2 separate regions of the Homo sapiens genome follow, and region 1 is linked to region 2. The links are chromatin contacts, found by Hi-C in ENCODE. All regions are on one chromosome and are shown on one strand. The core of a region is the stretch at or near the end of the contact, and the rest is flanking DNA. Distances in the headings are between cores, read along the strand shown.

The links. A loop is a pair of places that touch in the nucleus more often than their neighbours do. Pooled maps may share reads with other maps.
Region 1: a map of CD8-positive, alpha-beta T cell shows a loop between it and region 2 (23-fold over the local background). The contact joins the promoter of TMEM134 here to the promoter of PCNX3 in region 2. A Hi-C loop is called at or near these places in 1 of 168 maps with a recorded cell type or tissue (CD8-positive, alpha-beta T cell), 3 of 37 single-sample maps with no recorded cell type and 10 of 50 pooled maps.

The regions. Positions count from the first base shown.
Region 1 is chr11:67,468,001-67,470,970 of GRCh38, reverse strand. It overlaps TMEM134 (transmembrane protein 134), which reads left to right and starts at 1,720. Exons shown (of 7, transcript NM_025124.4): 1 at 1,720-1,952; 2 at 2,879-2,943. The coding sequence starts at 1,779. RefSeq lists enhancers at 1,316-1,495, 1,484-2,108 and silencers at 1,646-1,785, 1,996-2,135.
Region 2 is chr11:65,614,473-65,617,204 of GRCh38, reverse strand. PCNX3 (pecanex 3) reads right to left here and starts at 1,429. Exons shown (of 35, transcript NM_032223.4): 1 at 741-1,429; 2 at 194-381. The coding sequence starts at 893. RefSeq lists a silencer at 935-1,184 and enhancers at 1,315-1,364, 1,375-1,524, 1,805-1,894, 1,955-2,004, 1,887-2,732 and 1 more.

The DNA of each region.
Region 1 (2,970 bases), core at 471-2,970, 1.9 Mb before region 2:
AAAAAAACAAAAACAAAAAAGAACTCTTGACTAAGGTCCATAAAGCTCTCAAGGCTCTGGGGCCCATCTACTCCTCCCAGGCTCATCAAGTCGGCCTGCCCCTTTCCTTGCTGCTCAGCCACACTGGTTTTCTCACATTCTTCCTCCACAGGCCAAGCTCCTTCCCACCTCCTGGCCTTTGAACGTGCTGTTCCCTGGTGCCAGGAAAACACTGAACCTTGCTTTTCTCACAGCTGGCTCCTTCATCATCGGCATTCCTGCTCAAATGTCACCTCTTGGAAAGGTCATCTTTGAGTACGAAATCTAAAGTCAGTTTTGCATCACACAGCACTTGAAACTGTCTCATTTTGCACTGTTTTATTCACCACTGTATCTATAGTGCCCAAAACAGTGTTTGGCCCTAAATAGATGCTTAATAAATACTTGTGGCAGAAATGAATGAGGGGTTTGCCAAAGTCCCAAGTACTTACAAGTGGTAGAATGGGGATTTGAAACCAGGTCCACCTAATTCATAGAGTACTTCTGCTCTTCCACCCCCACCGCCCCCCACCACGGTTCATTTTTTTTTTATGGAGTCTTGCTCTGTTGCCCAGGCTGGAGTGCAGTGGTGTGATCTCCACTCACTACAACCTCTGCCTCCAGGGTACAAGCGATTCTCCTGCCTCAGCCTCCCAAGTAGCTGGGATTACAGGCACTGGTCACCGTGCCCAGCTAATTTTTGTATTTTTAGTAGAGACTGGGTTTCACCATGTTGGCCAGGCTGGTCTCAAACTCCTGACCTCAAGTGATCCACTCTCCTTGGCCTCCCAAAGTGTGAGCCACCGTGCCCTGCCAAGAGTTCAGATTTTATTCTAAGTGCAATGGAAAACCAAGGGAAGGTTTTTTTGTTTGTTTTGTTTTGTTTTTTGAGACGGAGTCTTGCTCTGTCGCCCAGGCTGGAGTGCAGTGGCTCAATCTCGGCTCACTGCAACATCTGCCTCCCGGGTTCAAGCAATTCTTCTGCCTCAGCCTCCCAAGTAGCTGGGACTATAGGCATGCACTACCACGCCCGGCTAATTTTTGTATTTTTAGTAAAGACGGGGTTTCGCCTTTTGGCCAGGCTGGTCTTGAACTCCTGACCTCAAGTGATCCACCCGCCTCGGCCTCCCAAAGTGCTGGGATTACAGGAGTGAGCCACCGAGCCAGGCCAGCAGCAAAATTTTTAAAAAGGGTTTTCAGAATAACACACGCAGATAAAAAGATTTGTTTTAAAAGATCACTTCGGCTGCTGCGTGGAGACTGACTGGAAATTGGAAGACACATAAGCTCTCTGAGCCTCGGTTTCCACATTTGCAAAAATGGGGAGAGCACCCCTCCGGTGCGGGGCTGTTGTGAGTAAGGTGGGGAAACAGTTCCCAGGAGTCTCCTTGGCACTCGAGGAACAGGCTGCGGTGCAAAAGGCCCTGTCAGGGACCTGGAGGTTGGGGCGTGGAAGCCCCTCCAAGCCCCCGCACATACACGCCTGGGGGATGTGTCCGAGCCCGGCACGGGCTGTCGCTTGCCATGGCGGCCACTGAGTGGCGTCACGGGGCGGGCGCGCTCCGTCTGGAAGAGGCTCCCACCCATCAGCCCGCTCAGGGCTCGGCAACTCTGGCCTGCTTAGGGCGGACGGGGGCGGGACCGGCGCGTGGGGCGGAGCCAGGGTCGGAGGGGCGGGGCATGCGGGGGCGGGGCAGCGGCGACGCTGGGTGTGTGGGCGCAGATGGCGGCGGCGCACGGCGCCTGAGCGGGCCGGGGCCATGAGCGCCGCCCGGCCCCAGTTCAGCATTGATGATGCCTTCGAGCTGTCCCTGGAGGACGGGGGCCCTGGGCCCGAGTCCAGCGGGGTCGCGCGCTTTGGGCCGCTGCACTTCGAGCGTCGGGCCCGGTTCGAGGTGGCTGACGAGGACAAGCAGTCCCGGCTGCGCTACCAGGTGAACCGCCCGGCCCACCTAACCCCCTGCCCCCGGCCGGACGGGACCCCAGGCCGGGCCCCAAAGGCCTCAACTCGGGGAAGCATCTGCCTAGAGGCCCCAGCTGAAGCGCGAGACCGCCCCCCCGCCCCGCGGACGTGACTCTTGATCCAGAGCCCTGCCCAGGCCCTCCCGGTTCCCATACCGGGCCCCAGCCAGCCGGGAAGAGCCCAGTGCCCGGGCCCGGGAGCTCATCCCTCAGCTCCAGCTGGGGAACCCAACCGGATTCCCCACTCATCCTGGCTACTCGCACCTGGCCCCCGCTGGGTTGGGGGAGCTCCTCTGTATCTGAACCAGACCTTGCCCCACACGCAGGAGCATCCCCTGTGCCCCAGGCCAGCTAAGCTGATGGGAACCCGCACGCCTTTCTCTATTCTGAAAGCCCTCTCCCTAATCCCACCACCACCCCTAAGAGCTGGAGCTCCTCTCACATGACCAGTCCTTGCCCACCCTTTGGCTCCCACTAAACCAGAAAAACCCATTTTCCCAGAAAACCTCCACCAACCCTAGGCTGCTTTTCTTGGAGACCTGGACCAGAACCCTGTGCCTTGAACCTGGGAACTCTGGGCCTGGCCTTTCCTGGCACCCCAATTCCCAAGCTCCCATTCTAGGCCACTGAATGAGAGCTCCACCCTAACCCAAAGTTGGGAGCTCTCCTTTCCCTGGGATCTATGCAGGCTCCTGCTCCCCAAAGCCCTGGCATCCACCCACCTCCTACCTGGTTTCTGTGAATCACCAAACCCGTTCTGCGGGGAGGGCAGAGGGCCAGGTGAACAGCTGCCAGGCGGCCAGGCAAATGGTTGTGTAGGCCTGCTTTTCTCTTCCCGGGAGGGAGTGAGGAAGGGCCCCAGCCCAGCAACCCCCCTGAGACCTGTGTTCTGCAACAGAACCTGGAGAACGATGAGGATGGAGCCCAGGCCTCTCCGGAGCCGGATGGGGGAGTCGGCACCAGGTTAGGGCCAGGTGGGGACCCAACCCT
Region 2 (2,732 bases), core at 180-2,679:
TGTATGCTACTTCCTCCCATCTTTGTCACTGCTTCTTTTTCAGAAGTCACTTTACAATTCCAGGGCTAACACAGGACAAGTGTTCACAATCACTCAGAGAGCCAATGTTCCCTAAGCCCCTACTCCACCCTGCAAGGTTCCGGCCCAGGCACCAAAAACCCTCAATCCCCAGCACAGCCCCTACCCCACCCACCTGGGTGGATTGCTGTCCCCCTGGGCAGGCTCTTCCTCCAGCTCCCCCATGGTAGAGCTGCGCTTCTCCACGATCTCGCCCTGGTCAAACATGGCATGAAGCCGATAATTGACAGTCTTGATAGTAGCAAAGATGACAGCCACCACGAGGCAGTACACGCCGGCCACCATCAAGCTGGGAGGCAGGACCTGAAGATGAAAGTAAGCCAGGTCCCTTTTCACAAAGCCTCGCCCCCACAGGATGTACCTGCCATCAACATCATAGCTGGGATTCACAGACTCACAAGAAAATTTCATCACCTCTCCACACAACCAGTACACAGACCTCGACAAAGGGCTCTGTATTCTGCTTAGCTGGATGAGATTAAGTGTAGGGTTCAAGGTCACTCGATCCAAGAAAGGAAGACTTTGGCCCCTCTTCCACACAGACCCAAACTCTGCAGTGATTCCTCTCTCTCCACGTCCCAGAGCCCAGGGCACTGCCCTGAATCCCTGCCAGGCTGCCCTCCCTCTCCCGGCTGGAGTTACAGGTGGCCGTGGCGTCTCACCATGTACAGTAAGAAGGGAAAGATGAGCAGGAAGATCCAGACATAGAGGTGGAAGCAGTTGGAGAAGGTGCTCTGGTGCGGGTCGAAGAACCAACCGCCGGTGAGCGAGGCCCACACCCCCTGGCGCAGGATCTGCAACACCTGCGACCCCATGGCCCCGCCGCTGCTGCCCGCGCCCCCCCTCCCGGGACCCTCATGGGGGCGGCCCCCGGCCCATGCCCCGTCTGGCGCCTGAGGGCCCCGGGGCCCGGCCTCACGCTCACGCCATGGCCTCCCCCAGCGGGGGAGGGGGGCTCGGCCGCGCGAGGGTGCGAGCAGGGGGCGGGGCCGGCCGGGACAGTCAGTGGTGCAAGGCCCGGACGCGGGGGTGGGGCTGCATCAGGGGCGGGGTCCGGGTCCCCACTCCTGGCCCAGAATTGCTCCGAGGGGCCGAGCCGGCAGGCAGGCGCGGGGCACGGGCCGGGTACCCGTCGGCGGCATCCAGAGGTGGTCGTGGGGTGGGTGCTCCCGGGGTGCAGGCGACAGCTCCCTAGTCTCCGGACCAGGGAGAACCCCAGGATCTGGGGTCCACTTTCGGGGTCGCAGGTCACTTGCTTGGGGCTCCGCGCTCGCCCGGCTTCTGCTGGTGCCGGCCTAAGGAGGAGGCCGGAAGAAGGAGCCGCGAACCGCCAGCCTGCAGTGGCGCATGCGCCCAACGATTCCAATTGGGACCCGGAAAAGGAAAACTTGACGGCATGAATGCGCAAGCGCAGAAAGGTGATGGCGCGGTAGGACGCGAGGGGTGCCCTTTGGGCGTGCGCAGACTCCAGGACTAAAGCAAGTTCGAGCGTAAAAGCGTTTGGGCGCATGCGTAGACCCAGGCGTTGCCAACCCAGGGTAGACGACTGGGCGGAACCAAAGAGACAGTTGAGTAGCCATTGGGTAACGGCAAAGTAATTGGCGCACAGCTCTTCCAATGAGTTACAGGAGGCGGGGAAAAGGTGGAGGCGTGGACTCCCCTAGTAGCAGCGAGAGTTCTGCACTACCGAAGCACGCCCCTCTCGGCCCGCCCCCTTTAATGCTGGACCTCGTACGTCACGACCGATTTCGCTCCCAGCGGCGTCTACTTCCGGGTCAGAGCTCAGACCTAGGGTGTAGAGAACAACCTTCCGTAACAGGCAGGAATAGTCGAAATAGGATAGCGTCGTCTTTCTTAAAGTGACAGGCTCAAAGCAATTGGGGCAGCCCTATCCAGAAGTTGTGAGGGCGACTCAGCTATTCTGAATCCAATCCTGGGCAAAGTTCTGGACAAGTCTCAGGTTTCTGCCAATGGGGAAGGGATATGAAGAAGCGGATTGTTTCCCAGGTGAGGAGAAGAAGAGAGCCTTAGGCAATCCACTCCAAGAGCTTGAGGTGCAGCCAGTTCCGTCTGTCCTCCAGTCTTCCCCACCCCATCCAACTAGCTCTACGAGGCAGAGCTTTCTCGTCCTCATATCATATATGAAAAGAATGGCCGGGCGCGGTGGCTCACGCCTGTAATCCCAACACTTTGGGAGGCCGAGGCGGGAGGATCACGAGGTCAGGGGTTTGAGACCAGCATGGCCAACATGGTGAAACCCGTCTCCACTAAAAATACAAAAATTAGCCGGCCGTGGTGCCACGCGCCGGTAGTCCCAGCTACTCGGGAGGCTGAGGCAGGAGAATCTCTTGAACCCGGGAGGCGGAGGTTGCAGTGAGCTTAGACTGCGCCATTGCATACCAGCCTGGGCGACAGAGCAAGACTCCGTCTCAAAAGAAGAAAAAAGAAAGAAAATAATGAGGCTCAGAATCGATGGATCGCACAGTCCCACAACTTCGCAGCCAAGACCAGACTCGGGTTCACCCCCTTCCCAAGTGTGGTTCTGTAACCCCGTTTTGCTGCCGCCGATGCGGATGCAGAGGGCAGAGATGGCCCATCCTTAGCAGAGACCAACCTCCACCCTAGGCAGCAGAGCACGCAGCTGGGGGCTTTTC